Linked DNA regions of Homo sapiens: all the other regions are linked to region 1. The links are chromatin loops, found by intact Hi-C in ENCODE. Cell type or tissue: B cell. All regions are shown on one strand.

What was found. Peaks named below come from ENCODE experiments on the same cell type or tissue, not always from the same donor. Only the 100,000 strongest peaks of a DNase experiment are listed, where the experiment ranks them.
Region 2: it touches region 1 in a loop (26-fold over the local background); 38 of 110 quality-filtered maps call a loop at or near these places.
Region 3: it touches region 1 in a loop (15-fold over the local background); 47 of 110 quality-filtered maps call a loop at or near these places.

What each region holds. Positions count from the first base shown.
Region 1 is chr2:27,299,610-27,307,609 of GRCh38, reverse strand. TRIM54 (tripartite motif containing 54) reads right to left here. Exons shown (of 9, transcript NM_187841.3): 4 at 2,556-2,651; 5 at 1,793-2,026; 6 at 1,508-1,530; 7 at 1,273-1,397; 8 at 1,068-1,154; 9 at 175-723. The coding sequence ends at 1,069. UCN (urocortin) reads left to right here. Exons shown (of 2, transcript NM_003353.4): 2 at 1-210. The coding sequence ends at 89. Among named protein-coding and RNA genes, the nearest start is that of UCN, 4.8 kb to the left of the region's middle. RefSeq lists a silencer at 5,925-6,130. In B cell, CTCF peaks have their summits at 3,775, 3,980, 5,809 and 6,012 (motif pointing left); DNase peaks (open chromatin) are centred at 689 and 4,009; H3K4me3 peaks cover 1,166 bases; H3K27ac peaks cover 480 bases; H3K27me3 peaks cover 3,131 bases.
Region 2 is chr2:27,246,392-27,254,391 of GRCh38, reverse strand. It overlaps SLC30A3 (solute carrier family 30 member 3), which reads left to right. Exons shown (of 8, transcript NM_003459.5): 8 at 1-708. Among named protein-coding and RNA genes, the nearest start is that of SLC30A3, 13 kb to the left of the region's middle. RefSeq lists enhancers at 3,346-4,139, 4,140-4,934 and a silencer at 4,330-4,510. In B cell, CTCF peaks have their summits at 3,840 (motif pointing right) and 4,040 (motif pointing left); a DNase peak (open chromatin) is centred at 4,051; H3K27me3 peaks cover 2,215 bases.
Region 3 is chr2:27,094,684-27,102,683 of GRCh38, reverse strand. KHK (ketohexokinase) reads right to left here. Exons shown (of 8, transcript NM_006488.3): 3 at 7,750-7,884; 4 at 5,883-5,955; 5 at 5,035-5,181; 6 at 3,400-3,488; 7 at 3,107-3,264; 8 at 1,922-3,019. The coding sequence ends at 2,934. CGREF1 (cell growth regulator with EF-hand domain 1) reads left to right here. Exons shown (of 6, transcript NM_006569.6): 3 at 93-158; 4 at 254-324; 5 at 463-587; 6 at 796-2,090. The coding sequence ends at 1,410. Among named protein-coding and RNA genes, the nearest start is that of KHK, 12 kb to the right of the region's middle. RefSeq lists a silencer at 902-1,081 and enhancers at 695-1,195, 2,801-3,644. In B cell, CTCF peaks have their summits at 3,910 (motif pointing left) and 3,915 (motif pointing left); DNase peaks (open chromatin) are centred at 3,893 and 6,253; H3K4me3 peaks cover 513 bases.

The DNA of each region.
Region 1 (8,000 bases):
TGCGGACCCTGCTGGAGCTGGCGCGGACGCAGAGCCAGCGGGAGCGCGCCGAGCAGAACCGCATCATATTCGACTCGGTGGGCAAGTGATGGCCCGGTTTGGGGCTGCGAAAACGTTGACCCCTTTCCCCCACCCCAGAGTTGGGATGCGGGGCAGAGCCACCAGGGCACTGTCTGCGTGACTATTTTTTAATAAAAGTACTGAAGACCCGTTGGCTTTTGTCGTAGAGGCAGGGCAGTCACAGCAGCGTGGGAACCCGTGGGAAGGTGGGGCCCCCGGGCCAGCGGGAGGGGAACAAAATGCTGTGGGGGGCTCCGAGACAGCGGCTTTCAGCCAGGTCAGCCAGGTGCATGTGGACCCCAAGGGTCCCCAAATCCCCAGGACCTCAGAGGTCCCGGCACCACCGCCCCGCCCTCGGCCCTCTTCCCAGGGCGCTGGGCTCACCAGTTCGCTCCTGGCATCACAGAGGTGCCCAATAGGGGTTCATTTGGCTTCCGCCCCCCAGACGGTCTCAGGTTCTGGGAAGGGCAGGATGGTGGGCGGGTCGCCTTCGAAGCCCAGGCTGCGGGGTTGGGCAGCGAAAGGAGATACGGGTCTGGGACGCTCGAGTTCTTTATTGAGATCCTCCCGGGGCCGGCGCCGATTTGGGTGATGCTGCGGTCTCTGCGCAGATCCTCCCCGACTCTAGCGCGGGCTCTCGAGCAGGGTCGGGTCGGCGCAGGCCTGTGCCCGGGAAAGAAGGCTCGGTGGGCGGGTGCTGCGAAGGCACGAGGCAGCTCGAGCCCCGCTCACTCCGTCCCCCGCCACGTGGGTTTCTCCTCTACTCAGCCTGCCTTGCCTGCCCTCCCAGCACCCCAGAGGAACAGCGGGTGAGGAGGAAAGTGTACTTTTCCGCCCTAGGGGGCGCGCCTTTGTGGCTCCGGGGTTGGGTTGCACCGAGGAGTGGGGGCTCCACGCTACCCGCAGGGAGGGCAATCACTGGGGGAGGGGACGCGAGCACACCAGCCAGGCCCCACCCCAAGCCCCTCAGGCCGCTCTCACCTTAAGGCCCATCGGGCGGCTCTCACCTTAAGGCCCATCCGGCCGCTCTTCCTCCGGCCCCGCGCTGCCCTCCTCTCCGTCTGGGGCCACCTCCTCTTCCTCCCCGGAAGCGCCTGAGCCCAAGGAAGGCCTGGTGAGGTGGAGTCCCTGCCTTTACGGCCATCGTGCCCGCCGCACCCCCCACACAGAGGGTCCGAACCCGTCTCAGCGGCCCTCGGCCACCTCCTTCACCTGGCTGGAAGTCGATGGTCCGCAGCATTTCGGCCACGTGCTCCACCCTTACGGTGAATTGCTCCATGCTCTCATAGCCTGGCTCCGGCCGCCCTGCCAGCTCCACCTTCGACATGGCCCCGACCCTGCAGTGGCCACACGGACTCAGCTGGCAATGCCCCAGCACTCTCAAGCCCCACCCCAGCCAGTGGAGCAGTGCAGCCCCCTCCTTTCCCTTCCCGCTATGCCTACTCACTTATTGATCAGCTCCTTGGCCTGCTGCAGGGAAGAAAAGGAGGGTGAGAGTAAGCACTGGGCCAACCTGGGCAAAGTCCCATTTCTGAATCTCACCACAGTCCTGCGGGGTAGGTGGGAAGGCACGTCCCAATTCGTTAAGCAGAAAACGAACTCAGAGGGGGTGACTTGCCCAAGGTCGTAGGGGCAAGCAGGTGCAAGAGACAAGACTTGAACCCGGGACTCCAGGTACCAAGGCCCTGACTCCAGCCACTGTGCAGCGCTGCCACCCTCCCCTAGAGCCCACCTGGAGATACAGCGCCATTTGTGGCTCTTCCATGGACTGGATGGCAGACTCCACCAGCTTAGAGGAGGCCTCCAGGTGGTCGCCATACTGACGGATGAGGCCGCGGACGCGCTGCAGCTTCTCCTCTTGCTCCCGGGCCAGCGCCTGCAGCAGCTCACCCTTGCGCTCCTCCAGCACTGCGCACAGGCTCTCAAACCTCTGGTTTAACAACTGCTTCTGCCTCCGGCTATTGTCCTAAAAGATGGGGAGCAAGGATGAGGGAAGGCGTGGCTGAGACCCGGTGGCTGGGAAAGCACAGGGTACTCACAGAGAACCAACACAGAAAGTGACCCATCCGTAGTGACACTGTGAGTTAGTGGCTGAGCCAGAACCCAGCCCAGATCTTTTCCATAATAAAAACACAATGCTTTAAAGTAGCTTCACTGATTGCTGTCTATATCCCTAGCCCTGGTTTTTATTTGCATTATTCCATTTAATTCTCAAAAAGAACCCATGAGGTAGCTGGTGTATCATTATCATCATCACTGTTTTATGAGGTTAAACAAAACCAAAGCACAGAGAAGTTAAATAACTGGATTAAAGTTTTGCGGCAAAGCTGGAATGCACACCCAGCAGCCTGGCAAAAGCACCTCCCACCACTCCCAGGACCCCAGAAACTTTCAGACCAGTTTGGCGAGAGGTCAGAGAGGAGCAGTTCTCTTGGGAGCCCGGGGTCCGCAGGCTAGCCAGTTGCTGTTCCTCCCTCCCTCCAGCCCAGGCTCACCTCGATAGTCTGGCACACCTCCTCCATCTGTGTGATCACTGCTTGCACGCGGTCATTGCCTGCCACCAGCATCGCGATGCCATCGCTGAGCTCACTCTGATACACACACAGGTCAGCACTCAGAGCTGGGACCTGGCCTAGAGCTACACCCCTCACCCCAGCCAGGGTTGCCTAGGAGAGGGCTGGCCCTTCCACCTCACCCCCCATAAGGGCATCTACAGCAATCTAGAAGGCTTGAACCATCAAGAGGTACGGAAGCACATTCTAGTGATTCTGGAAGGAGGTGGAGAGAAGCCCTCCACCACTAAGTGGGGAAGGAACAGACAGTCTCCAAACATCCACCAGATACCAGACACTGGGCTAGATACTTTATCTGTAGATTCATTTCTTGCATCGATTCTGAGAAAGTCTTCAAGATTATCCATTGGCATAATATTGCCTCTTCTCTATTCTCTTTATCCTCTCATTCTGGGAATCTGATTAGACCTGTTAGACCTTCTCACTCTCAGCCTTCTCATCATCTCCCAGAACTGCACGTTCTGTTTTTCTTTCAGTCCTCTCATACTGGTCACTAGTTCTGTTTTCAGACAAATCTATCATTCAATTCATTCGTTGATTTTTTTTTAAATTTTTTTTGAGACGGAGTCTTGCTCTGTCACCCAGGCTGGTCTCGAACACCAGGCCTTGTCCTCCTGCCTCAGCCTCCCTAGTCACTGGGTTTACAGGTTCCAGCCACCATGCCCAGCCATCTGTTGAATGTTTTATATCTATCTATCTATATATATATATATATCTGTATATCTATATCTATCTATCTATCTATCTATCTATATATATATATTTGAGACAAGGTCTCACTCTGTCACCAAGGCTGGAGTGCAGTGGCTCGATCTCAGTTCACTGCAGCCTCGACCTTCCAGGCTCAGGTGATCCTCCCACCTCAGCCTCCCAGGTAGCTGGGACTACAGGCGCATGACACCACGTCCGGCTAATTTTTTATATTTTTTTGTAGACGGGGTTTCAACATTTCCCCAGGTTGGTCTCCAACTCCTGGACTCAAGTGATCCTCCCACCTCAGCCTCCCAAAGTGTCGGGATTACCGGCGTGAGCCACCACACCCAGCTACATGGTTGGTTTTTGATATTCTATTATTGTTTGGTTTTTAAAATTTTTCATCTTTTTTTAAAAAGCATTTGATTTATAGTGACTTCCAATTATTTAATAATTCCAATATCTCAGTTGCTTTTGTGGGGGGTCCTAAATCTGTATTTTTTGTTTCTGCTGACTTCACTCATGGATTACGTTTCTCTGTGCACCTTCAATTGTGATCTAATATTTTATTGATATTAATTAATCTAGGGAATACCTACGGGCCTAAATTGTGCATATTTTCCTCTAGGCAGTATTTGCATTTGCCTCTGTTGAAAGCCAGGTGGCGCAATTTACTGCTTTAGCTCCTAGGATCCTAGTTTAACCTACGGTCTCCGGAAACTTTTTTTTTTTTTTAGACGGAGTCTCTCCCTGTTGCCCAGGCTGGAGTGCAATGACGTGATCTCAGCTCACTGCAACCTCCGCCTCCTGGGTTCAAGCGATTCTCCTGCCTCAGCTTCCCGAGTAGCTGGGATTACAGGGCCTGCAACCACGCCCGGCTAATTTTTTGTATCTTTAGTAGAGACGGGATTTCACCATGTTGGCCAGGTCTCAAACTCCTGACCTAGTGATCCGCCCGCCTCGGCCTCCCAAAGTGTTGAGATTACAGGCGTGAGCCACTGCGCCCAGCCGGGTCTCTGGAATCTTAGCTGCAGGTACCCCTCCTTTTAGGGGTTTGGAGGAATAGTCTGGTCTCTCTAGCTCAGTGACATTGCCAGCACTGGTCCTCTGCGAAATGCTGCCTTTTCTGTGCTTGCCACTCAGGGTTCTGCTTTCAGCTCCGCCTTTTCTCTTCGCCCCTCCCCACCCCCACTGATTTCCTTTGCTTCTATGTACCAAGCAATATAATTTGAAAATTCTGTTTTACACAGAATCTAGTTGTGTGATAGAGAGGACCCTGCAAGTATCTCACCCACCATACTGAAGTCTCTGCTTTCATCCATTATCGAATTTTATCCTTATAGCTACTTTCACAAGTAGGCATTTTCACCCTAATTTTACACATGAGGAAAGTGAGGGCCACAAAGGTCCAGTAACATACCTAGGTGACACACCAAGTCAAGCACAGAGCTAGGACTTTGACTCCAATCTGCTTGACTTTTATTTTATTTTCGAGACAGAGTTTCACTCTTTTTGCCCAGGCTGGAGTGCAATGGCGCAATCTCAGCTCACTGTAACCTCCGCCTCTGGAGTTCAAGTGATTCTCCTGCCTCAGCCTCCCGAGTAGCTGGGATTACAGGCGACTGCCACCATGCCCAGCTAATTTTGTATTTTTAGTAGAGAAAGGGTTTCACCATGTTGGCCAGGCTGGTTTGGAACTCCTGACCTTAAGTGATCCGTTCACCTTGGCCTCCCAAAGTGCTGGGATTACAGGCATGAGCCACCACGCCTGGCTTAATCTGCTTGATTTTATTTTTATTTACTTATTTTATTTTAGGTATTATTATTATTATTATTTTTAGACGGAGTCTCGCTCTGTCGCCCAGGCTGGAGTGCAGCGGCCCGATCTTGGCTCACTGCAAGCTCTGCCTCCCAGGTAAACAATTCTGCCTCAGCCTCCCGAGTAGCTGGGACTACAGGCGCCTGCCACCACGCCCGGCTAAGTTTTTTGTATTTTTAGTAGAAATGGGGTTTCACCGTGTTAGCCAGGATGGTCCCGATCTCCTGACCTCGTGATCCACCCACTTTGGCCTCCCAAAGTACTGGGATTACAGGCGTGAGCCACCGCGCCTGGCCTATTTATTTATTTTTGGATGGAGTTTTGCTCTTGTTGCCCAGGCTGGAATGCAATAGCGCAATCTCAGCTCACTGCAACCTCCGCCTCCCGGGTTCAAGCGATTCTCCTGTCTCAGCCTCCCAAGTAGCTGGGATTACAGGCACATGCCACCACACCTGGCTAATTTTTGTATTTTTAGTAGAGACAGGGTTTCATTATATTGGTCAGGCTGGTCTCGAACTCCTGATCGCAGGTGATCCGCCCGCCTCGGCCTCTTAAAGTGCTATGATTGCAGGTGTGAGCCACCGCCCGGCCTGCTTGACTTTAAAACTAAGTGGAGTAACGCTTTGGGAGGCTGAGGTGTCAGGGGCGTTTGAACCAGAGCAACTCCATCTTGAATAGGGGCTGGGTAAAATGAGGCTGAGACCTACTGGGCTGCATTCCCAGATGGTTAAGGCATTCTAAGTCATAGGATGAGATAGGAGGTCGGCACAAGATACAGGTCATACAGACCTTGCTGATAAAACAGGTTGCAGTAAGGAAGCCGGCCAAAACCCACCAAAACCAAGACGCCAATGAGAGCGACCTCTGGTGGTCCTCACTGCTACACTCCCATTAGCTCCATGACAGTTTACTAATGCCATGGCAATGTCAGCAAGTGACCGTATATGTTCTAAAAAGGGAAGGCATGAATAATCTACCTCTTGTTTAGCATATCATCAAGAAATAACCACAAAAATGGGCAACCAGGCTGGACCCGGTAGCTCACACCTATAATCCCAGCACTTTGGGAGGCCAAGGAGAGTGGATCACCTGAGTTCAGGAGTTTGAGACCAGCCTGGCCAACATGGTGAAACCCTGTCTCTATTAAAAATACAAAAATTAGCCAGTCATGGTGGCGGATGCCTGTAATCCCAGATACTTGGGAGGCTGTGGCAGGAGAATCGCTTGAATCTGGGAGGCGGAGGTTGTAGTGAGCTGAGATCGCGCCATTGCATTCCAGCCTGGGCGACAAGAGCGAAACTCCATCTAAAAAAAAAAAAAAAAAAAAAAGAGGGCAACCAGCAGCCCTAGGGGCTGCTCTGTCTATGGAGTGGCCATTGTCTTATTCCTTTACTTTCCTAATAAACTTGCTTTCACTTTACTCTATGGACTAGCCCTGAATTCTTTCTTGCGCGAGATCCAATAACCCTGTCTTGGGGTCTGTGTCAAGACCTCTTTCCTCTAACAGAGGCAGGAGGATGGCTTGAGCCCAGGAATTCAAAACAAGCCTGGGCAACACAGTGAGATCTTGTCTCTTTTTAATATTGTATGTTTGTTTTTGAGACAAGGTCTCACTCTATCACCCAGGCTGGAGTGCCGTGGTGCAATCATGGCTCACTGCAGCCTCAACCTCCCGGGCTCAAGTGATCCTCCCACCTCAGCCTCCCGAGTAGCTGGGACTACAGGCATGCCACCATGCCCAGCTAATTTTTTGTAGAGACAAGGGTCTCACTATGTTACACAGCTCAGGCTGGTCTCAAATTCCTGGACTCAAACAATCCCCCTGCCTCGCTCTTCTAAAGTATTATTAGTACTACTACTACTAATAAATATTATTATTAGTACTACTACTACTAATAAATATTATTATTAGTAGTATCCTCCCAAAGGATTACAAGTGTGAGTCACTGTGCCCTGCCTGAGACCCTGTCTCTATGTAAAAATAAAAAATTAGGTTCGGGCGCAGGGGCTCACGCCTGTAATCCCAGCATTTGGGAGGCCAAGGTGGGTGGATCACCTGAGGTCAGGAGTTCCAGACCAGCCTGGCCAACATGGTGAAGCCCCGTCTCTACTAAAAATACAAAAAATTAGCTGGACATGGTGGTAGGCGCCTATAATCCCAGCTACTCTGGAGGCTGAGGCAGGAGAATTGCTTGAACCTGCGAGGCAGAGGTTACAGTGAGCCGAGATCGTGCCATTGCACTCCAGCCTGGGCAACAAGAGCAAAACTCCATCTCAAAATAAATAAATAAACAAATAAATAAATAAATAAAATAAAATAATTAGCTGGTCATGGTGGCACATGCCTGTAGTTCCAGCTACTTGGGAGATTGAGGTGGTAGGGATCACTTGAGCCCAGGAGTTCAAGGCTGCTGCAGTGAATCACAATCATACCAGTGCATTCCAGCCTGCGCGACAGAGATCCCCACATCTCTTAAAAAATAAATAAATGGAGCTGGGCGCAGTGGCTCACACCTGTAATTCCAGCACTCTGGGAGGCCAAGGTGGACGGATCACATGAGGCCAGGAGTCAAAAAAAAACCAAAAAACAAAAAAGCTGGGTGTGGTGGCACATGCCTGTAATCCCAGGTACTTGGAAGGCTGAGGCATAAGAACAGCTTGAACCCGGGAGGCTGAGGTTGCTGTGAGCCAAGACTGCACCACTGCACTCCAGCCTGGGCGACAGAGCGAGACTCCATCTCAAAATATGATAGATAGATAGATAGATAGATAGATAGATAGATAGATAGGGCTGAGTGCGGTGGCTCACATCTATAATCTTAGTGTTCTGCGAGGCTAAGATGGGAGGATCACTT
Region 2 (8,000 bases), 53 kb after region 1:
CCCTGGCTCACAGCATGCCTGGGTCCTTGGCTCAGGGACAGTCCCATGTGCCCTGGGCTTGGTTGCAGGAGAATGCTGGAAGGTAAGGAGCCAAGGAATCCCTGGGAGTCAGTCGTTCTCAGAGGTCCCTGCATGCCAGTGGGCCTCAGGCTGGCTGGAGGGAGGCTGGGTCCCTTTGAGGGAGAATGGCTAGACCATAGCACTGATGTGGGCTTGGTTCTCAGGCCATCTAAGGTGTCCAGCGGTAGGGACCCCTCAACCCTGATAGCAGCCAACCCTGAGTCCAGGTTTAGGCTGTGAACACCAAGGACCTCTTTTACACCTATTCCCCCTTTGTCTTAAGAACTGCATATTTTGACACATTAAGTCTTAAAATCAGGCTCATTAAGGGATTGTTGATTTTCTCTTTAAAAAAAATCAAACTCAAGCTGGACATAGTGGCCTGTGCCTGTAATCTCAGCCCTTTGGAGGCTGAGGCAGGAGGATTGTTTGAGCCCAGGAGTTCAAGACCAGCCTGGGCAACCTAGGGAAACCCCTGTCTCTACAAATAATTTAAAAATTAGCTGGGTGTGGTGGTGCATACCTGTAGTCCCAGCTATTCAGGAGGCTGAGGCAGGAGGATTGCCTGAGCCCAGGAGGTCAAGGCAGCAGTCAGCCATGATCATGCCACTGCACTTCAGCCTGGGCAACAGAGCAAGACCTTGTCTCAAAAAAAAAAAAAAATCAAACTCACTGGGTTTGGTGGCTCATGTCTGTCATCCCAGCACTTTGAGAGGCTGAGGCAGGAGGATCGCTTGAGGCCAGGAGTTCAAGACCAGCCTGGTCAACATAGTGACACCCTGTCTCTACAAAAAAAATTAAAAATAAAAATAAATTAGCTACGTGTGGTGGTGTATGTCTGTGGTTCCAGCTACTCAGGAGGCTGAGGTGGGAGGATCACTTGAGCCCAGGAGGTTGAGGCTGCAATGAACTATGATCATGCAACTGCACTCCAGCCTGAGCGACAGAGCAAGACTCCATCAAAAAAAAAAAAAAAGAAAAAAAAAGAAAAATCAGCTAGGCAAGATGGCTCACGCCTGTAATTCCAGCACTTTGGGAGGCTGAGGCAGGCAGATCACTTGACCCCAGGAGTTCAAGATCAGCCTGGGCAACATGGTGAAACCCTGTCTGTACAAGAAATACAAAAATTAGCTGGGCATGGTAGTGTGTACCTGTAGTCCCAGTTACTTGAGAGGCTAAGTGGGGAGAATCACTTGAGCCCAGGTTGTCGAGGCTGCAGTGAGCCATGATTGTGCCACTGCACTCCAGTCTGGGCAACACAGTGAGACTGTGTCTCAAACATGGTCAAACCCTGTCTCTACTAAAAAATACAAAAATTTGGCCGGGCACAGTGGTTCATGCCTGTAATCCCAGCACTTCAGGAGGCCGAGGTGGGTGGATCACCTGAGGTCAGGAGTTCGAGACCAGCCTGACCAACATGGAGAAACCCCGTCTCTACTAAAAATACAAGAATTAGCCAGTGTGGTGGCGCATGCCTGTAATCCCAGCTACTCAGGAGGCTGAGGCGGAAGAATTGCTTGAACCCAGGAGGCAGAGGTTGCGGTGAGCCGAGATTGCATCAGTGCACTCCAGCCTGGGCAACAAGAGTGAAACTCTGTCTCAAAAAAAAAAAAATTAGCTGGGCATGGTGGTGGGCACCTGTAATCCTGGCTACTCGGGAGGTTGAGGCAGGGAGAATCGCTTGAACCCGGAAGGCAGAGGTTGCAGTGAGCTGAGATTGCGCCACTGCACTCCAGCCTGGGCGACAGAGGGAGACTCTGTCTTAAAAAAAAAAAAAAAAATTAGACTCTGTGCTTTGATTTTAGATCTAGTGCTTCAGGCCTTCCCACCATGTTGATAAAATCCCAGCCCAAAGCAAGGACGTTGAGCATTTTCAATAGCCCATGCATATTTCTGTGAGCCTTCCTCATAATAGAAATATCTTTATTATCAGATTATTTTTACTATAAAAGCAATATATACTTGTTTTAAGGGTACAACAAAGGAAAAGTATATAAAGTAGAAAGTGAATGTTTCCCCTGTAATCTTACTTTCCGAGAAAACTGCTAATCCTAGTATGGGGTCAGTATTTCTACATAATAACAAAAATGGGGTCATCTTATAGGTGAGATCGTGTTACCTGTGTTTATGACTCAACCATGCAGCCTAGACTCATCTTTCCATGTCAAGACCATAGATTTCATTCCTTTTTAAAGGTGAGGCTTTTGGACTCATCAGAGGTAGCCCCCTCCCTGATGTCCAGCTGGGAGCCTTAGCCCAGGCTGGGTGAGACGCCACTGCCCACGTCAGGGTGTGGGAGGCTGGCGAAGCGAAGGGCTGGCAGTCCATCACGCCCGGCGGCAAGGCCGCCCCAGCTGCTCGCCATGCTTTGCTGGTTCCTGATACTTTCTCATTTTACGTCTCATTGATTATAGGCCCCAGGTGACAGGATGGGGGTGGGGAAGAGTGAGGAAATCGAGGAGAGGGAAGGAGGGTGGGGAACAGGAGGACTCGATTTTCACCCTATGAAATGCTTTAAGCCACAGCCTGTCCTATCTGTGCGATGCTGGGTCCCTTTGCAGGGGAATGCTCAGGGCAGGTGAATGCCTTCACCAAGCATCCAGTCCATCTTCTGCCCATAGAAGGAGGAGACTCAGGGAGGGAAAAAGACTTCCCCAGGGTCAGCCAGCACATGCCCAGGCTCTCATTCCCACTCCAGGCCCCTTTGAAGCTCTTGCCTAGTTGAGTTTCTCAGCAAATCTTTCCTCAGCCCTTCCAGCAGCCTGCTGCCGCTGGCACTCCCGTCCTGGGGCTCTGGGGTCAGACCCTCTGGTTCTGCTCTGCCTTTACTATTATTCTAGTCACAGTTAACCTCTCTGCGTCTCAGCTTTCTCAATTATAAAATAGTGATTACGTGATATCATGGGTGTGAATGTGCCTGGTATATAGAAGGTGTATATAAGAGTTAGCTTTTGGGTTGAACCCAGGATGCAGGGGAGAGATTTCAGGAGAAGAGAGTGGCCCGGCACCCTGACAGCAGGGACAGGAAGCAGCAATCATTGAGCTTATTTTGTGCAAGGCACTGTGGTGCGGACAGTATCCTGTGCACCTGACAGATGGAGAAGCAGGCTCACCTGCCCATGGTCGTGCAGCTGGTTCCACTCGGTTCTGAGTTCTGGCCCCTGGACGTCCCCAGCCCTCTCTCTATGCCATCCTGCCTTTCCACTCACCTTCGGGCATCGGGAGGATGAGGAGACAGGTCTCTGGAGCATTCTCCCACCTTCACACTGGGCCACCATCCCCGGGAGCCCAGGAAATCCTTATCTGCAGAGCTGCCTGCACTCCCCCATTATCCTCCTATCCTCCTTCTCCACTCGCTTATCCAGAAGTCCCTTTCCCCTGGGTGCCCTTCCTTGATGATAGATGGAGGAGGGAGAGTCGAGGGGAAGGGACTGGGCCTGGGAGGGGTGAGGGGAAGGCAGGGGAGAGCAACGCAGGTGGGGGAGGGCCCATCCCTCAGCCCAGCCCCAGCTCTTTACACAGCTGATTAACTAGGGGAGGGGTGGGCTTTCGGGTCAGAGAGGAACCAGAGAAGAGGGACAGCCAGGAAAGGGGTGAAATGGAGAGTGGAGGGAGAGAGAGGCAGGCCGGGTTTCCCTGCTGAGAGCTGCAGGGCTATTCAAAGGAGAAACTGGAGATCAAAGGGCCAGAATGCAGGGTGCGGACCTGAGAGGCTTCGTGCTGCAGTGACTGGGCGGAGGAGCATGGGCACATGGGCAGGTCCTGCCCTTCTCCCAAGGCTGCCCACCTGGGGGTGGCCCAGGGTGAGTCCTGCACCACGTTTAAGAGGCGAAGGCCAAGGCCCAGGGCCCAGCCGGCAGGGTCAAGAGGAAGCCCGGGTGATAAGCACCACCCTCCAGCAGCCCTCCCGCCCGGTCAGGGCCCCGGTGCAGCCGGCTTAAAGGAGGCATTTGGCCCTCCCGCTTCCTAGAGCCCGGCTGGCTGGGGAGCAGCGCCCCCAACTGGGGCATACGCCACCGCAGCGGCAGAGGCAGCCGGAAGTCTTTGCAGGGAGTCTCAGGACTGGGGTCAGGACGGGAAGACCCTTTTCCCCTCCGCCAGGCAGAGACCCTCACTGTGGAGAACTGTAGTCAGGGTGTTCCTTTTATAGTTGGAGTACTCTTTCTTAACTCTCCAACCTCCCTTCCCCCAACTCTGGCAGTTCCCAGGGCCTCCCTGTCCCTGGCTTAAGTCCCAGGGACACCTCGTCAGTACCTGGTCAGTACCTTCCAAGGGGTGCTTGGAGGGGCAGTTCCCAGGCCCCAACAGGGCAAAGCCTGAGGCCCCAGATGCAGCTGTGTGGGGGCTTTTTCCTTTTTTGAGATGGGGTCTTGCTATGCTGCCCAGGCTAGCCTCAAACTCCTGGGCTCAAGCAATCCTCCTGCCTCGGCTTCCTGAGCAGCTGGGACTCCACGTGTATACCACCACACCCCCAGATGCAGCTGTGATCACCAGCAATCCCATACACAAAGCAGGCCCCGTTTCCTTAACTGGCAAGAGAAAGAACGTGGGGAGAGTGGGTAGGCAGGAAGGCCCGGGTTGCCAGAGCCTGTGCCTCCCTCCTTCAGCCCTGGTCCTAGCCTTTCTCTGCTCTTGCCATTCCCCGTGTGGTACCCCAGACCCCCTCATCTGCTCTCTGGCTACAGCATCCTGGGGACAGGAAGAAGCCCAGACCTGGAGAAGCTCACTCAGAGGACACGACCCAAACAGCCTTAACCTCCGATTCCATTCTTTTGTTTGCTTTGGCTCAACAACGATGGCTATAAATTTTTAAAGGACTGTAGCCAAAAGCCTGGGGAGAAATAGAAGGGAACTGAACCCAGAATATTAAAAAGATAAGAAAGCTTACCAAAATAAGCAGGGTTCAGACCCTACAACAACAAACTTGCTTTTTCCTGACCACGGAGTCTGCCCAAGCATGGCCTCCCTGCTTTCCCCCATCCTGCTGGACCAGGACGTGGTCACACAGGACTGCTGGGAGACACAGTAAAACGGTGAGTGGCCTACTGACGGCACACTCCTTGAAGGAAGGCATGCTCCCCCAGCACTTAGCTCACAGCCAGACACCAAGTACATGCTCAGTATGACTGCTGGTGATGGAAGGAATGGGTGGAAGGATGGTGAACAGATAAATGTCAGGCCAATGCAAAGTCCATAAAATATCTTCTAATCCCCAGCTCCTACCAATGGGCCAACAAGCAGGTTTCATACATGCTGATTCCCGAGGTATAAATCTGTATCTGATGGTAGCATTTGATGGTAGCAATTCAGGTGCTCTCAAGCAGGCAGTCACTTCTATTTCTTTTCTTTTTTTTTTTTTTTTGAGATGGAGTCTCGCTCTGTCGCCCAGGCTGGCGTGCAGTGGCGTGATCTTGGCTCACTGCAAGCTCCGCCTCCCGGATTCACACCATTCTCCTGCCTCAGCCTCCCGAGTAGCTGGGACTACAGGTGCCTGCCACCACACCCGGCTAATTTTTTTTGCATTTTTAGTAGAGATGGGGTTTCACTGTGTTAGCCAGGATGGTCTCGATCTCCTGACCTCGTGATCCGCCCGTCTCGGCCTCCCAAAGTGCTGGGATTACAGGCGTGAGCCACCGCGCCCGGCCAGCTCATTTCTATTTCTTGGGTCCTCCAGGGAGTGCAAGCCCTTCTACGCCCCTGCCCTGGACATGGCTTCCCCCAGCCCCACCACAAATTCAGTGTTTAGCTTCCCCTTGAGTCCTGCTTGTGACTCTATTAATCTCCTGCGGATTCATCACAGCTTCCCTGACCTTCTCTAAAGCCTTTGAGCTCCCAATCTCAACACCCATTTTTTTCCTTGCCACTTGGTAAATGACCTCAGCTTCTAAACCAGTCCCTCAGTAACCTCGTGAAACCTGGTTACCACCACAAAGCATCAGCCTAACAACTATTGTGACAAGGTCCTTGCCTCAAATTTCCTTCTCTTTGGCCTGCTACAGGATTTGAATCTGCCAATACGTCTCCCGTCCCTCACACACTTGGAATTCTGGGCCTCTTGAGGGCTTTCTCCTGAGTTCTCCTGCGGCCCTTGCTGAAATTGAGGCTTGCCGCTATTCTCTTGGTGAACAAATATGCATATTTTAAAAGCTTCAATTACCTTTATGTTGATGCTTCGGTCAACACATTTACTGAGCACCTACTATGTGCTCAACCCTGTTCTGGTGTTTGGGATACATCAGTGAGTAAAGTCCCTGCTCTCATGGCACTTGTGTTGTCACATATAAATGCCACCTGTCTCTATTGTGCTTGCTCCAACTCCCCAGCTCCATTACCTCCATGACATCTCCATATAGATGGCCCACGGCAGCTAGGTATCATGCCCAAATGGAATCAGCCCTCCCCTACCCCAAACTGGCTATCTGGTCTACCTTCATCAGTCTTCTTTCTTCCAGTCTTGAGGTCCCACACTGTGCAGTCATTCTTCACTCTCCTCTCTCCTCAGTGTTATAACATCTATTCCTATCTCTGAATCTAGAACCTCTTCACCCATGATCTGTATTTACTGCAACAACTTCCTAATTGGCGTCCTGATGGTGAAATGGCTCCTTTCTCTCTTCTAGGCACTGTTGCCAGACGAGTCTTCCATTAAGCACTCATCCCATCCTGGCCCTCATTCTCTGCTCCTCACCTCCACCAGCCAATGCCCCCTCATTGTCCCAGGGGATATTACTGCAGAACTACAGACACTTTGCAATTTTACACTGGGAATTGCCAACTACCCTTTTAAAGCCTATAGGTGGGTTGGGCATGGTGGCTCATGGCTGTAATCCCAGCACTTTAGGAGGCTGATGCAGGAGGATCACTTGAGCCCAGGAATAGACCAGCCTGGCCGGGCGCGGTGGCTCATGCTTGTAATCCCAGCACTTTGGGAGGCTGAGGCGGGCGGATCACGAGGTCAGGAGATCGAGACCACGGTGAAACCCCATCTCTACTAAAAATACAAAAAATTAGCCGGGCGTGGTGGCAGGTGCCTGTAGTCCCAGCTACTCGGAGAGGCTGAGGCAGGAGAATGGCGTGAACCCGGGAGGCGGAGCTTGCGGTGAGCCAAGATCGCGCCACTGCACTCCAGCCTGGGCAACAGAGCAAGACTCCGTCTCAAAAAAAAAAAAAAAAAAAAAAAAAGTAATAGGCCAGCCTGGGCAACATGGCGAATCCCCATCTCTATAAAACAAAACAAGAACAAAAATTAGCCAGGTGTGGTGGCATGTGCCTGTGGTCCCAGCTATTCTGGAGGCTGAGTGGGGAGGATAACTTGACTCCAGGAGTTTGAGACCAGCCTGGACGACATGGCAAAACCCCATCTCTACAAAAAAAACACAAAAAATTAGCCGGGCATGGTGGTATGGCCATGGTGGTCCCACCTCCTTGGGAGGCTTAAGTGGGAGGATCACTTGAGCCCATGAGGTCAAGGCTGCAGTGAGCTGAGATCGTGCCACTGCACTCCAGCCTGGGTGACAGAATGAGACCCTGTCTCAAAAACAAAATTTTAGTATAAAAAATAAAAGCCCACAGGCATACTGACTTGCCATGGTTGCAGGTAGTTAGTTGTAAGGGCCAGGACTAGAGTGCAGCTGACAAAGCTCCCGGTGGACTACCTATGTTGAGGGGGATGTCTCCTTCACTAGGGTGGACAGTGAAGAGGTGGGAGAAAATGGCTGTAATAGCAACCCAACGTTAGCCACACTTCTTTCAAGGTGGGGGATAGTCAAAGGATTCATCCAAGTGTCAAAGGGATGTATCTGTAAAGCGCTTAGAACAGTGCTTGGCATATAAATGTTTCTTATAGAAGAAATAGATCAAACCTCTTAAGTACCTCAGGAAGCAAACTAACTTTTTATGCTTCATGACAATTACATGGCAGATATGAAGTTGTTTCTCAG
Region 3 (8,000 bases), 200 kb after region 1:
AGAAAACTGCCAGGAGATTGGAGGCAGAAGGTTGGCAGGCTGGGCCCTGAGGGAGGCTCTCTGCAAGGCTGGTCCTCCCCTTCCTCCTCCAGGCCAGACTCTGAAGTGCAGCATCAGCTCCTGCCCAACCCCTTCCAGCCAGGCCAGGAGCAGCTCGGGTGAGTAGGGTGGGCCGGGGGTGCTTTCAGGGAGAAGACCAGGCCCAGGGCTGCAGACTCACCTCTCCCGGGCTGATTCTCCACTTTTCTGACAGACTTCTGCAGAGCTACCTAAAGGGACTAGGAAGGACAGAAGTGCAACTGGAGCATCTGAGCCGGGAGCAGGGTGAGGGGCTGGGCTGATGGGGCCAGGGACGGGAGGCTCTGGGCAGCCAGATCTGGGACTGACCTCGGCTGCCCCATTGACTCCTGCCTTCTCCACCTCCCCCGGCACCTCTTCTAATCCAGCTTCTCTTCTCTTTAGTTCTCCTCTACCTCTTTGCCCTCCATGACTATGACCAGAGTGGACAGCTGGATGGCCTGGAGCTGCTGTCCATGTTGACAGCTGCTCTGGCCCCTGGAGCTGCCAACTCTCCTACCACCAACCCGGTAAGCTCTGCTGGATGGAGATCCCCGCATAAAGGAGACCCAGCACTTTGGGGCTTTGGTCTTTCTCATCATAACTCTTTTGGTGAGTCCTCTGTAAAAGGAGGGCTCAGAGCTTGCACGGCAGGGATGCAAGGGTGTGTTAGGGAGGGTCAGAACTCCTGGGAACATCTCTGTCCCTGGAGACCCCACAGTGACTCTGCTTCCACAGGTGATCTTGATAGTGGACAAAGTGCTCGAGACCCAGGACCTGAATGGGGATGGGCTCATGACCCCTGCTGAGCTCATCAACTTCCCGGGAGTAGCCCTCAGGCACGTGGAGCCCGGAGAGCCCCTTGCTCCATCTCCTCAGGAGCCACAAGCTGTTGGAAGGCAGTCCCTATTAGCTAAAAGCCCATTAAGACAAGAAACACAGGAAGCCCCTGGTCCCAGAGAAGAAGCAAAGGGCCAGGTAGAGGCCAGAAGGGAGTCTTTGGATCCTGTCCAGGAGCCTGGGGGCCAGGCAGAGGCTGATGGAGATGTTCCAGGGCCCAGAGGGGAAGCTGAGGGCCAGGCAGAGGCTAAAGGAGATGCCCCTGGGCCCAGAGGGGAAGCTGGGGGCCAGGCAGAGGCTGAAGGAGATGCCCCCGGGCCCAGAGGGGAAGCTGGGGGCCAGGCAGAGGCTGAAGGAGATGCCCCCGGGCCCAGAGGGGAAGCTGGGGGCCAGGCAGAGGCCAGGGAGAATGGAGAGGAGGCCAAGGAACTTCCAGGGGAAACACTGGAGTCTAAGAACACCCAAAATGACTTTGAGGTGCACATTGTTCAAGTGGAGAATGATGAGATCTAGATCTTGAAGATACAGGTACCCCACGAAGTCTCAGTGCCAGAACATAAGCCCTGAAGTGGGCAGGGGAAATGTACGCTGGGACAAGGACCATCTCTGTGCCCCCTGCCTGGTCCCAGTAGGTATCAGGTCTTTCTGTGCAGCTCAGGGAGACCCTAAGTTAAGGGGCAGATTACCAATAAAGAACTGAATGAATTCATCCCCCCGGCCACCTCTCTACCCGTCCAGCCTGCCCAGACCCTCTCAGAGGAACGGGGTTGGGGACCGAAAGGACAGGGATGCCGCCTGCCCAGTGTTTCTGGGCCTCACGGTGCTCCGGCAGCAGAGCGCATGGTGCTAGCCATGGCCGGCTGCAGAGGACCCAGTGAGGAAAGCTCAGTCTATCCCTGGGCCCCAAACCCTCACCGGTTCCCCCTCACCTGGTGTTCAGACACCCCATGCTCTCCTGCAGCTCAGGGCAGGTGACCCCATCCCCAGTAATATTAATCATCACTAGAACTTTTTGAGAGCCTTGTACACATCAGGCATCATGCTGGGCATTTTATATATGATTTTATCCTCACAATAATTCTGTAGCCAAGCAGAATTGGTTCCATTTGACAGATGAAGAAATTGAGGCAGATTGCGTTAAGTGCTGTACCCTAAGGTGATATGCAGCTAATTAAATGGCAGATTTTAATCCAGGTCTGTCTCACTCTAAAGCCCTTTACATTATATGCTCTTTACATTATAAGGCCTTACCCACCCTATATTGGAGTTGGCCCCAATTCCAATATGTGTTCCAGATCGGACCTCCCTGAGGACAGCAACACTCTGTATCCTGGGTCACATTTGTGGCTGAGGCACGCCCTTAATTCCAAGGTGGGCTCCAAGGGTGAGACTTTCAGGCTCTGGGGCAGTCAGCGGGAGGAGGTATTTCTGGACAATGAAGACCCCATCAAATCACAGGCTGGTGGGCAGGGCAGAGGAGGCGCACCCCTGCCCCCCACTGGCCTGTCAGTTCAGCTCAGCGGTGTGGACTCCCAGCTTCTGAGCTGTGGGAATAGAGTCTGCACAACGCAGGGCCCCGAAGAGCTCTCACGGTTTCTTTGGCAGGTTCACTGGGTGTGGGGCACCGAGTGTCCTCCCCAGCCAGGGCAGAGCTGGTGGCAAGCCCAGGGCACTTCTCGCTGCTCTAGCCCAGGCAGCCCCTCCTCTGGGCCTGGGCGGAGAGGTTAATTTGGGGAATGGACACAAAGAGGGAGGATCGAAGAGTCAGAGCCTCAGGAATGCCCAGCCAGAGCAGTTCAGACATTGAGAGGAGAAGCTGGCTCTGAGGAAGATTTATTTGCTCTGAGGCTCTGCATCCCCCAGCCATCCCCCCAGAGCCTCTCCCTGTGGGGAACACAGGACACAGGCAGAGTCCTCCCCACAGCTTGCATCTGTCCCCTGAACAGGGCAACCTGGACGCCAGGCTGGATGGAGGGGAGAAGGCGATGCAGCCGCAATGGTAGTCTCCATGGTGTGTGAGGAGCCGGCACCTGCTCTCACACGATGCCATCAAAGCCCTGCAGGCCACACTTCTTGCCGGCCACCTGGCACCCGAATCTCAGTGCTTCCTGCACGCTCCTCCCTGGAGGAGGGGCAAGTAGCTAGGTCAGCCAGGTGTTTGGGGCAGGGACAGGTCCCAGTCCTTTTCCCCTCCTGCTGCCATACTCACCCTGGGAGAGGCTGAAGATGACGGAGGCATTGAAGGTGTCTCCAGCTCCCAGTGTATCCACCACGCGGGGTGGCGGGAAAGCATCCGAGTGGAGCAATTTGCCATCAGGGCCCAGGGCGTCGGCGCCCTCCTCAGCCCAGGCACAGACAAGCACAGCCCTGCAAGACGGCTCCACTCAGCTGGGTGTTAGCCCACCCCGTCCCCCCAGCCATCCTCCCAGCTCCAGGGCGGACTCCTGGAGTCCAGGCTCATCCTGTACCTTCTAAAGCCCCTTCCTGGCTTCCCCGGCTCACCCTTTCCTCACACGACCATACAAGCCCCTCAAGGCTTCCTCTGCTGACTGGAACCCCAAGTGCTTGGCCACATCTTTGCTGACAAACACCTGTGGGCAGTGGAAGAGAAGCTGGTGGTCACTTCTAACTCGTCATTCACCAACAGCAGCCTAGCGTTGCCCCCATTACAACACGACTCCCCCAACATGTCCACATAGATCCCCAACGTAGCATCTCACTGTCCCACGGGAACGTGGTTTTCTTTTTTCTTTATTTTTTGTGAAGATGGTCTCCCTGAGGCTGGTCTTGAACTCCTGGCCCCATATGATCTTCCTGCCTCAGCCTCCCAAAATTTCTGGGATTACAGGTGTGAGTCACTGCACCTGGCCAGAAGCATATTTTTATCGATGCTTATATATAATAGAATACAGCCTTGTAAATTGTAAAACAAAAGGCCTGGTCCGTTTGTTCTCTGATCAATGGATTGAAAACCCACAGAAAGCCTTGAGCGCCACCTTGGGGTGGAATCTACCACCGCCATGCTGGCTCCCTGGAGCAGTTTTGCTGGTTTTTCCCACAACTATGTCCTCTAGGTATGGTTTCTTCATCTGGAAAACAAAGAGGCTCCCTCAACACTACCTACACTTTAGAATCTCCAGAGAAAGTTTTGGTAAAAACAAAAAACAAAACACCGAAGCCTTGGCTCTACCCCTGCCAATCAAAAACAAGATGGTGGGGCTCAGGCACTGCAATCCTCCTGCCTCAGCCTCCTGAGTAGCTGGGACTATGGGTGCACACCACCATGCCAGGAATTTTTTTTTTTTTTTTTTGTATAGAGACAGGGTCTTGCAATCTTGAATGACTGGCTGAAGTGATCCTCCTGCATTGGCCTCCCAAGGTGCTGGGATTACAGGTATGAGTCACTGCTCTTGGCCTAATTTATTTTCATAGAGACAGGGGTCTTGCTATGTTGTCCAGGCTGGTCTTGGACTCCTGGCATCAAGCAATCCTCCTACCTCAGCTTCCCAAAGCTCTGGGATTACAAGTGTGAGCCACTACACTTGGCCTGCATTCATCTTTTTTAATATGCAGCCAAGGTTGAGGACAAGTCACAAGGTTGAGGACCTTGGCTGGATGGTCTCCAACCAACTTCTGCTATGATGCTGGGATTACTTCCCAAATTCCATTTACATCCAGCCTTTTCAAAAAGAGACTCATGCAAGTCTCCTTCCCACCCTTCCCTCACCCTAGCAGCCCCCACAACCTGCCAGACACCCCTGAGTTGGAAGAAACCTCAGAGAACAGTTGTGTGCCCTCATTCTGCAGAGGAAAAGACTGGGGAGCCCCAGAGAGGAGATGCTTCCACACAGGCTTGCCCTGTGGCTGTTTAAGCCCTACCCAAGCCCTCTGGGCATTCTTACACCTATGCACCCACCTGGGGTGGAGACATTCTACTCCTTGCTCACTGCTGAGGCCTGCACTGGAGCCCAAGGCTAGGGGTCTACTTCTTTGCTTTAACCCCCATCCCCCATCTTCAAACACCACCAAACCAGGAACCACTATTCCAATTGTGGTAGGCAGGATAAAAGGATTCTGGCTCCCTTTAAGAACCAAATTAGCTGGAAGTGGCAAAGAGAGGCTGAATGGGGCACCCACCACGTCTCCGTAGCCAAACAGCTGGAAGAGCTCCTCTCGTGGCTTCTCCACCTCCACGGACACCCGGATCTTCTGCTCTGGAGGCTGCCTGGTGTTGTGTGCGTCTATCCGCTGCAGCATCTTCACCTGCTCCGATGCGTTCCGGCCCTGGTACAGGACAGGGCAGCTCAGGACCGCTGGGCACTGCCTGGCCAATCTGCCTCATTCTTCCTGCCCCGCTGAAACTCTGGGTGAGGAGGGAGAGGGCCTCGGGGAGGCTGGGCTAGAACCCCATCCTAAATTACAACATTCAGAGCTGTCGTGGACTTTGAAGACCTTATCAACCAGCTACTCCATTCCACAGATGAGAAGACTAAAGAATAAAAGATACTGTGAAAGACCTACCATAGGTTAAATGATGGAGCTAGAACTCAGGACTTCTCAGGATTTCCTTCCACCCAGACTCCAAAACCTCTCTTGGAGTAAAGGCTCTAGTTCCCTTTATTTGGGAGCTGAGTCAGGCCCTGTCCTTCCTGCTTCCCCAGAGGTAATGGGTCAGGCCCTAAGCAGTCAGACATCCGCCAGAGGCAGAGTTGGAGGCAATGGGGCAGCCCGTAGCACAGAAAGCACAGGACTTTGCCTGGAGCCAGCTGTGCTTACGTTCTGCTGTGTGACCTTGAGTAAGTCATCTAATCTTTCTGGGCCTTAGTTTTCTCACCTGAAGACATAAGGAAAGATGGAGAGAGAATGAGGGGGTTGGGTTCATTTATCTCTAAGGTACTTCATGATTCAAAGAAACCAAGGAGGCAGAACATGTGGAGGAGGCTGGCAGGTTGAGCCCCTTGAAACACAGGTAAGGCAGGGCTTACCTCAATGTGGATCCACTTGAACTGGGTCAGATCAACCTTCTCAAAGTCTGTAGCAGACACATCTGGCAGGCTCCTAGGTCACAGGATGGAAAAGACAGAGAAGAAGGAGCATGATGGGGTCAGGCAGAGCCAGGATCTCTAACTGGCAGCTGTGGACCCTGTGCCTGCACTGCTGGCAGCATGACAGGAAGCTGGATCCACAGCACAGGATTCTCAGGCTCAGCTCCAGGGTTGTCCCTGTTACAGTCTGCTGGGGTGCCCTTTCCTGAGTTTGAGGTTGTGATTAAATTATCTCGGTAAACTGAACTGCAACACATGTCAACTGGCAAGGTCTGTGTGCCTTGGAGACTGCATCTCCCAGAATGCACTGAGAGCGCCAAGCCTACACTTCCCAGAATCCCTTGCAGCAGCACACGGCTCCCACAGGCAGAGCCCTGGGAAAGTATAAAGCCCGCGACCCCCTGCCTGGGCTGTCTGGTCCCCCTCACTTCTGGCGCCCCAGCGTTGGGGTTTACCTATGGCACCCCTGTCCTGCGTTTAATAGCTCCCCGTTGCAACCCTGAGGTCAAGGTAGCACTTGAGGAAGAGTTTGTGTTTGGCCGGTTTAGGAAAGGGGACTCCCGATAGAGGTCTGCCTTGACCCTCCTGAGCCAGAGACCTCAACTCAGCCAAAGTCCCCGCTCCACGTTCTGTAGCCGAGTCCTTCCACTTAACTATAGCTGTGTGATCTGCCCGGGCCTTTGGGAGGCAACTTCCACATTGATAAATGGGGCTGAAACCCCCAGCCCCCTTGCAGCCTGCTGCAGTTGCAGGTAATGTGTGTGAATGTGCCTGGACTGAGGCCAGTGGGCAAGAAACATTTCTCCTCAGAGCTCCTCTCCTGTAAATAGCTATGTTGTGTCCTTGATCAGGGTTACTACGGATTGTTGCTTAACAAGCATTTGACTAGGATTGCCCAATGCGAAGGTCACCTGTAGCACATATGCCTGCCTACTCACACTCACTGCACATATGAAGCCCAGGGATGGCTGCCCCTCCTCCAGGTCCGGCAGTCAGGCTGGGCCGTAGGAACAGCCTGAACCTGAGGGCTGCTGGGCTTGGGCCCTCTCAGCCATAACAGTACCTGGCACGTACTAGGTTCTTAGTACACTAAACCTCTAAAATCCTGCAGGAGGGAGTCTGCAAGGGATAAGAAGTGTCTAGGCCCATGGGGCCTCTCTTGAGTGGCCTGGGACCCTGAAGGGAGGGATAGCCCCTTCCCCCAGGTCAGCACCATGTTAGATGACCCTGATCTGCTGACCCCATGTTTCCTTTCCCCTCCTTCAGCAATGGCTGTGAATGGTGTGTGGCCTGGCTTCATCATGCTGGAAACTTTGGGGGGCTGATCTCTTTTACACACCCAAACCCCAGCTCCTTGGTGCCATGCTGCAGGCTGGCAACTCTGGGGCTGACTTTGGAAATCCCAGTGGGCACCCCCCCACAGCCCTTCTTAAGAAGGGTTGAATCCCATCTCCCACCCTTCTGTCCTGAGAACAGTTTCCCCGCACCCACAGCCAAGCTGCTGATTAACGATTTAATAATTATGGAGGAATCACTTAATAAATTACAGTTTATATAGGCCTGCCTGCCCTTCTTTGGTGTTGACCAAGGCCAAGTCACCAGGCACAGCAAAGCCCATCCCTTCCCACCTCACTTTTCCCCTAATTGAAAGCAATTAGGAAATCACTGGACATTTTGGCAGGGGAGCAACTTCTGGTACACAGAAGCCACAGAGGGGGGCAGTTGGGATGCCCATGGTGGCGAGTGAGGGAACTGATTGAGCCAACTGATTGGTGGGTTGTAGCAGGGCGAGGCCCGGGGGCCTTACGTGTCATGGAGCACAATGGTACGGTTGCCATTGGAGTTGTTGATGATGCAGCAGGAGCTGGGGGTGTCCCCCTTGCTCTGCCAGGCCACCTGAGACACGTCCACGCCCCGCCGCCTGAAGTCGGCCACCAGGAAGCTTAGGGTGGAGGCCGGGCCAGGAAAAGGGCAAGGAGACACAGATTAGAGCCTGGAAGTGGTCTGGACCTCCAAAAGGAGTGGGGAGAGGGTGCTGGAGCACACGAGCCTCTAAGA